Regions from separate parts of the Homo sapiens genome. Here region 1 is linked to region 2. Evidence: read pairs that join two places in POLR2A ChIA-PET (ENCODE). Cell type or tissue: B cell. All regions are shown on one strand. Links, peaks and the distances in the headings refer to the core of each region. The heading gives the core; the rest is flanking DNA.

Region 1 (4,004 bases), core at 358-2,857, 180 kb after region 2:
GCTGGGACTACAGGCGCCTGCCATCACGCCCGGCCAATTTTTTGTATTTTTAATAGAGACGGGGTTTAGTAGAGACGTGTTAGCCGGGATGGTCTTGATCGCCTGACCTCGTGATCCACCCGCCTCAGCCTCCCAAAGTGCTGGATTACAGGGGTGAGCCACCGTGCCCGGCGACCCTATACTTTTAATAATGCAGCCTAAAATTGAGCTTTGCTACTATTTTCTTTTTTCATCATGATAATCTACTATTGAAAGAGTTTGGTTATTTTTGGATGATATTGCATGCCTTTTACTTATATTCGCAAATTTAATCCTTTAAGATTAAGGCTTTGGGCTATGAAGGAATGGAAAACAAAAGTCCCCTAATGCACTTAGTATGAATGCCTTAATAAGATCCTTTCCTGGGCAATATATACTAGTGCAGCGTGAGGGTGGTAGAGAGAGCCAGAGGAAAGCTTGCATGGATGGTTCTGGGTATCCAGGGACAAGCATGGAAGTGCTTGAAACTCAGGGAAAGTGGGAAGGGCCTTAGGAAAACAAGGGGCATTGAAGACTATGTTTCTTATTTTGGGTACAGGCCTAGACTGAATATTCAGCCTCAAATAAAACATGAGGCTGATGTGCTGCTTTTTTTTACCTGGAATATGTCTTTGCTTTACTTCCATCAATTAAAATCCTGGCCACATGGTGTGGCTCATGCCTGTAATCCCAGCACTTTGGGAGGCCAAGGTGGGAGGATTGCTTGAGGCCAGGAGTTCTAGACTGGCCTGGGCAACATAGTGAGACCCTAGCTCTACAAAAATAAACTTAGCCAGGCATGGCAGCAGGTTCCTGTTGTCCCAACCACTCTGGAAGCTGAGGCACTGGCACTACTACATTCCAGCCTGGGTAACAGCAAGACTCTGTCTCAAAAAAAGAAAACAAAATATCTTTCCTGTGTCCAAAGTGTTTACAGTTAGGTGGGGGAAAAAAAGTATCAAAATTTTAAAGAGCATTCTGGTCAGAATGGATCCCAGTAGAGCAGTGGTTAAGAGCATGGTCTCTGGCATCAGCTATCTGGTTTGACCCTTGATCCTTATTAGCTAGTGATCTCGGGAAGATTGGCTACTTGCCCCATACCTCTTTTCTCACCTGTAAAATGGGTATAGTAATAGTACGAACCTCATAAGGATGTTGAGAGGGAAACGCAGCAATTAAAAATTTAAAAAGGAAAGGAAAAGATATAGATATACTCAAGAACAAGATAAACATCTCCAGGGACCAAGAACAGAAAAGAAACATGCAGTTAGACTCTGGGTTCAGGAGCTAGTAGAAATAACATGTAGGGGACCTAGGGTCAGATGCTCTGTATGAAACTGAAGCTGGGCTGAGACTGGATGAAAGAGGGCTGAAAACATCTGCTCTTGGCTGTTGCTTTAAAAAGCTGTGGACCTGGAGTGAAGATGCAGAAGTGGCTGAGCTGCCAGATGGCTCAGAGTCAGGAACTGTGGTTTCCCCACTATCAGCTAGTACAAGAGCACCAAGCTTGGAGGTCGTGGACTCTGGAAGAGGGGTGGCCTATCACAGAACCCCTGGGAAAAGAGGGAATGTCTGAGCCTATAAACACACGAGGAAGACCATTACTTAGAAAATTAACACAGTTACCAAGAGATAAATTCACAAAAAATCTGATGGAAATATGGGTAATTTCAAAACAATTGTAAGTATTTTAAAGATCCTTAAAAAAGATAAAAGAAATAATGGTCATAAAAAAACATGAATCAAAAATAGGTAGATATGAAATAGATGGCTATATTAAAGAAAAAATGGAATTATTGAAATTAAAAAAAAAATAGGTCAGTTGAACTCTAGACCAGACAAATTTGAAGGGAAAATTAATGAATTGGAAGAAAGTACCCAGATGTATCACAGAGAAATAAATAGGAATTAACAAATATGAGCTGGGCGTGATGGCTCATGCCGGTAATTCCAGTACTTTGGGAGGCCAAGGCGGGCAGATCACCTGAGGTTGGGAATTTGAGACCAGCCTGACCAACATGGAGAAACTCCATCTTTACTAAAAAAAAAAAAAAAAAAATACAAAATTAGCTGGATGTGGTGGTCCATGCCTATAATCCCAGCTACTCAGGAGGCTGAGGCAGGAGAATCTCTTGAACCCGGGAAGTGGAGGTTGGGGTGAGCCGAGATCGTGCCATTGCACTCCAGCCTGGGCAACAGCGCAACTCCATAAATTGAGAGGCACCAACTTACATCTAACTGGGAGTTCCAAAAAGAGGAAATAATGTGAATGGTGGAGAAGCCAGGTTGGAAGAGCTGATGGCTGAGAATTTACCAAAATTTAAGAAAGACCAGTTCTCAGCTTGAAAGGGCATTATATGTATCTAGTAAGATGGAAACAAAAATATAAACTAAAACTTCAGAGATTTTCTTGCTAATTATATTAATGTATCTATTATAGAAAGACTGAAAATTTAGACACTCCAAATTTAATAGTGGGCATCTTTAGGTGGAAGAATTATGAGGTTTAAAAAAAAACTTGTATTTTCCAATGTTTCTACACTGAACATATTAGGAATCTTGCTTTTAAGTTGGAGAGACTTGAAGTACACTGAATATATAAGTGGCCAAGTGCTGTGTGGCTAAATATTATCTTTACAGAATGGACCTCTGGGATACCAAATACCTCTGAAACTTGGTAACATAATTATTATGACTTTATTGTAGGCTATAATCTTTTAAGCTATATTTCTGAAATCCCAAAGCTCTGGAAGCTGGAAGTTTTTTAAAAAGTTTGAGATGAATTAATTTGGCAGCAAAATTTGAACTGATGTAAAGGTGTCAGTAGTATTTATTTGTCTGACACAAATGTATATGCTTTGCTATGGAAATATTAGGCTGTTAATGACATGCCACATGAATTCCTCCTGGGTGTTCTACAAAATATATAGTGCAGTGTTACCTTCCTAAAATCCATAAAATTCTGAATTCCAAAACATACCCTGCCCCAAGGATTTAAGAAAGGGTTTGTGGACTTTTATTACTTATTTATAGTTTACTTTTAAAAGTTGGCTACTGTGCAGGAACAATAATTTCTCATCAGAGTTAGTTCCTAGATTTTTTTCTCTAGTCACTGTTCTGCACTTCTATGATACTAAGTAGATGCTCATTTCAAAGATACTTTTTGGCTAGCTCTACTGTAATACCAGTACAGTTGATGTCACTGAGTTATTAGGCTTTTCTTCCTCTCCAGTAGTAACTGAAAAGACAGACTTCTCTTCAACTTTTGGACTTGAAGATTTGGAAGGCTGTTTTACAAAATGGTCTCCCAAACTGAAGTTTCACATACTGCTTGAAGAAGATACATTCTGATGATTTATCAAAGCAGATTTAGAGTTTTTGCTCTCATTTATGTGTATTATTTCTGATGTTGTTTGTACTTTTGGCTTCGTACCATTTCTTTAAAAATTTGGTTCATACACTTCAGATCTAGAAGCAATGTGATTAGCCTTTGATATAAGAACATCTGAGTTTCTATTTGCATTTTTACTTTCATTGCATGCATGCTGACTTTAGTATTTTCTTTACAATTTAGAAGATATATATGTATAGCAATTATGTAAGAAATTCTTGCCTTCTGTAGGCACAACAGTTTGGTTACTGTATTAACATGGTCTTAACCATTTTGTCAGCAAGCCACATTTGGTTAGTAGTGAGTCCTGCTATTTTACTATGTTACCTGCAAACAGGATTGCAGATGTGAAGGTAGCCTGTGTGATCATTGGTCACTCACTGAATTAGGGATTATCAGAAATTATATTGAAGTGGTCACTTGGCTACTTGCCTTCTACATGCTTAGGCTAGACTTTGGTTCATACTTAGAACCATTTTGAAATCTCTGAAAGACTCAGTTGACTCAACCTAACTGGAAAGTCCATCTAATTTTTTTTTTTTTGAGATGGAGTCTTGATCTGTCACCCAGGCTGGAGTGCGGTGGCACGATCTCA
Region 2 (4,652 bases), core at 838-3,337:
TGTGGCAAGAATCTTTGAATGCAATCGTGTAAATCTTGTTTCTCATCAAACATTCACCAGTTTTAGCATTGATTAATGATTCTAACCTGAATATTATTACTCTGATGATTACCAAATGGGAATTTTCTGTCTTATTCCTTCTAGATTTATTAGGTGGGATAGAGTTTCCTTTCTCTCCTATTAATTATTGATATCAGTATGGACTCAAGAATCCTTTTTTATTCACAGAGTTACAATCTGTTATTATCATTATTTATCTTGATATTGAAATTGTCCCAGGCTTGGCCAGTGGGAGTCCCTTTAAGCTGGTTACTGTCTCACAGACGTGTGCCCGTCATTCCTTGAGCATTTCTTTACTTTCTGATGTCATAAAATGTTCCAAGCCCATCCTTGTATTCTCCCTTCTTCAGCCCTGGAGTCAGCCATTTCTTTAAGGAGCCCTGGTTCCTTTTAGCAGATAATGGTATTTAGAAACCAAGATCTTAATATGTTTGTTGTTATCAGAATGTCTCATTGCTTCTAGGCCATCTCAGTGGACAGAACTAGCATGTGCGCGCGCGCATGCACACACACACACACACACACACACACACACACACACACACACACCTATATTTGTTGTCTTATCTAATCAGACTCTGATACTGATACCTCTAATCCCTATGCAACACTAGAGGGTATTTTCTAGGCTTCCCAGTTTCCATATTTGTACCTCCTTTCTTTGACAGTGAGAAATGTGTATTCATTTATTTGCTTCATCCTGGACATGCTGACCTCCATCCCTCACTGGGCACCAAGGGAAAGCTCGGCACCAGTGAAGGGGAAGAGGGAAAAAAAGGCTTTTTCCCCCTTCAATGTGTCAGAAACTTAAGCAGTATATGTTGGCAAACATTTCTGTTTATTCAACTATTTTGACCAAGTTGTTTGCAGACCTTTTTTTTTTTTTTTTTGAGACGGAGTCTTGCTCTGTCACCCAGGCTGGAGTGCAGTGGCATGATCTTGGCTCACTGCAACCTCTGCCTCTGGTTTAAGCGATTTTCCTGCCTCAGCCTCCTGAGTGGGTGGGATTACAGGCACCCGCCACCACGCCCGGCTAATTTTTGTATTTTTATTAGAGACGGGGTTTCCCCATGTTGGCCAGGCTGGTCTTGAACTCCTGACCTTGTGATCCACCTGCCTCGGCCTCCGAAAGTGCTGGGATTATAGGCGTGAGCCACCTCACCCGGCCCATTCATTCTTAAGTAATAGTAGGCCGGGTGCGGTGGCTCACGCCTGTGATCCCAGCACTTTGGGAGGCCGAGGCGAGTGGATCATGAGGTCAGGAGATTGAGACCATCCTGGCTAACAGGGTGAAACCCAGTCTTTACTAAAAATACAAAAAAATTAGCCGGGCCTGGTGGCGGGCACCTGTAGTCCCAGCTATTCGGGAGGCTGAGGCAGGAGAATGGCTTGAACCCGGGAGGCAGAGCTTGCAGTGAGCCGAGATGGTGCCACTGCACTCCAGCCTGGGCAACAGAGCAAGACTTCGTCTTAAAAAAAAAAAAAAAAAAAAAAAAAAATAGGCCGGGCGCTGTGGCTCACGCCTGTAATCCCAGCACTTTGGGAGGCCGAGGCGGGCAGATCATGAGATCAGGAGTTCGAGACCATCCTGGCTAACATGGTGAAACCCCGTCTCTACTAAAAATACAAAAAATTAGCCGGGCGTGGTGGCGGGCGCCTGTAGTCCCAGCAACTCAGGAGGCTGAGGCAGGAGAATGGCGTGAACCCGGGAGGCGGAGCTTGCAGTGAGCGGAGATCGCGCCACTGCACGCCAGCCTGGGTGATAGAGCCAGACTGTCTCAAAAAAAAAAAAAAAAAAAAAAAAAAAAGGAAGTAGAAGCAAGTTTGTTTAAATGCTCCGTATATTATCATTTACTAAAAGCTTAGCAAACTAGATTTCTAGCAGCATCTCTGAAAGCAGCGGAAAGATGTGATTACGAGTTGGAAAGAGCTGGTTTTAATTTCTATGTCTAACACTTCGGGTATCAACCTTGGGCAAATTTCCTAATTTCTCTGAAATACAGTTTCCTTTTGGAAAATGGAGATTAATGAAAGACATAATTGTTTTTAGGATTAAATGAGACCATGTATGTGCAATGGATTGTTTTTGATAGACACTGGACCTTCAGATTTTAAAAGCAGAATAAAAACTGTTACTTAGAAGTTACAAGCTGTTCCTCCCTGCTAAGTGAAGATTTGGATACACTCAAAAGTCTACTGTTCTCTGTTCTGGGAGAGCCACCACTTTGTGTTTAAATTATGCAAATATACATGAAGTGTCCACCCATTGTTCTTGAGAGAAAATTGAATACAGTAAAATAACTGAAATACAGTTGTTTTAGGTCAAGAAATTACGTGTTTGATCATATAAATTGGGTAATCTTTTCACAACTTTGAAGGGGAATCTGTTCGTTCCTCTATGAATTTAGGCTGTGTTATGCCCCTACATTGTTGCTTCTTCTTGGAGAGTTTTTTTCCCCTATTGTTTATGAAGGAACCCTGAGGACTGTAGGAGGGGCCACAGGCATGAATTTTACTTCATGGTGGAGGGAGGCTGTACTCAGTGACTGCTCTGGGCTATTCCCTTCGCGTGGTATTTTTTTTTTTAAACTAAATAATCCAGAATGTATTGATGCTGGATGTGTTAGTCTGAGTCCTCTTAAAAGACAGAATCAAGATGGCATTAAATGTGCAAGGAATGTATTAGGGAATATGCCTGTGAGAGAAAATGGGGAGGGAACCAAGACAGACCGAGATAGTCATTTTTCATGCTGTGGATGAAAAAATAAAGACAGCTGGACTCTAGAGACAGGGAATGAAGCAAGTGCCCATGAGAGCAAGAGGCCCCAGCAGAAGATGCCGAAATAGAAGATATTTTCCTTAGCACTTGACCACTTCCTTATTCTTTTTGTTCTGACTCTTATGAGGCTGGGCTGCAACTCCTTGAATGGTGCAAGATACTCTTCTCTCTGTGCAGTACATGGCTTTTTGTTTAAAGTCATCTGATTTCTAAGACGGCCACATGTGGGATAGAGTAGCTATGGGGAGAGAAACACCCCATTTCCTGACACTAGAGTGTGGGTAACCATGGAGAGAACCAGTGGGAAACAGTGGGGTCTCCTGCAGTGGTCATCTCATCCTCATGAGAGAGTCCACAGGGAGAGGAGGCCAGAGTGGTAGAGTCTTACAGATCTATTCCTGACACCTCAATAGATAGCTTCTCCCAGCAGGTCACACTGAGAGGTGACTTCTGGCAATTAGAGGAATGAGTAGTGAGTCATTGTTTTAATATTAATGGAAATATGACTGAAATTTGCGGTACTAGGCTAAAGCCAGGCATTTTGGTTGCCCAGGTAAAATACTTGCTTCACAACAAGACTACAGTCAACACTAATTATTTCTCGCCCACTTTCCAAGATTCTCTGTCATTCCATAAAATACCATGCTCCAGGGTCACTTTATTTATAAATCCACTCTAATTTTTGGAGCAATCATTCCTGAGCACACATAGTGTAATGCAAAGGTCCCCCTTGCTTGGAAGAATAAATCACATTTTAGGAATATTGCTAGGTGGATTATGGTCTGTCATTAACTCCCATTAAAAATTATTAGATCATGGGGCTCTAAAGCACTCTAATTATAAATATATTTAGAAGATGTAATAAAATAAAAATAAAACCTTTTTTTAAAAAGCAAATTTTGTATAGATCACATACTGAAAGGAAAACAAAAACTCCTTTGAGCTGGTTTTAATTTCTGTGTCTAACACTTAGGGCAGCAACCTTGGGCAAATTTCCTAATTTCTCTGAAATACAGTTTCCTTTTGGAAAATGGAGATTAATGAAAGACATAATTGTTTTCAGGATTAAATGAGAACATGTATGTGCAATGGATTATTTTTGATAGACACTGGACCTTGAGATTTTAAAAGCAGAATAAAAACTGTTATTTAGAAGTTACAAGCAGTTCCTCTCTACTAAGAAGTGAAGATTTGGATACACATCAAAAGTCCACTGTTATTTAGAAAATTAGAACATTTTGTAACATATTTATCATAATATCCCAAATTACAGTGCTGTGTTATCCTCAAAATGAGTTCCCAAATACAAATACTAGATGTGTACCTGATGCCAGAGGGGGTGTGTTTTGGTGATGGGTAAAAGGAAGCAATAGCCCTCTTTCTTGGGTGATTTTAATGCCTTTCTCTTCTTCCTAAGCTGGTACAAACCGTCTAGTATACTCTGGGTTTTCTTTTTCTTCTTCTTTTTAAAAATTTAATTTAATTTAAAATTTTTTTCCTTTTCCTCCTCCTCCTAATTTTTATTCATTATTTATTTATTTTTAGAGATAGGGTCTCACTATATTGCCCAGGCCAGTTTCAAACTCCTAGGCTCAAGCAATCCTCCCACCTCAGCCTCCCAAGTAGCTGGGACTACAGCTACCTGCCACCATGTCCAGTTCTAGATACTCAGGCGAGGGACATAGCTAAGACTGGGAAATAGCAACATGCATTAACCAGAGCTCTTTAGACTGCAGATGGGGGAATCCTAACTTAACCTAATTAAAGCCAAAGGGAATTTATTGGTTTCTATATTTGAGTGGTTCAGGGTATT

What was found. Peaks named below come from ENCODE experiments on the same cell type or tissue, not always from the same donor. Only the 100,000 strongest peaks of a DNase experiment are listed, where the experiment ranks them.
Region 1: POLR2A ChIA-PET joins it to region 2 with 13 read pairs; 3 of 35 experiments call an interaction of 5 or more read pairs at or near these places.

What each region holds. Positions count from the first base shown.
Region 1 is chr10:74,155,659-74,159,662 of GRCh38, forward strand. The region is part of intron 1 of ADK (adenosine kinase); the gene reads left to right. Among named protein-coding and RNA genes, the nearest start is that of ADK, 6.4 kb to the left of the region's middle. In B cell, for the core only: no CTCF peak of the experiment used is centred there; a DNase peak (open chromatin) is centred at 1,413; H3K27ac peaks cover 1,614 bases.
Region 2 is chr10:73,977,063-73,981,714 of GRCh38, forward strand. No RefSeq gene overlaps it. Among named protein-coding and RNA genes, the nearest start is that of VCL, 19 kb to the right of the region's middle. In B cell, for the core only: no CTCF peak of the experiment used is centred there; a DNase peak (open chromatin) is centred at 1,899.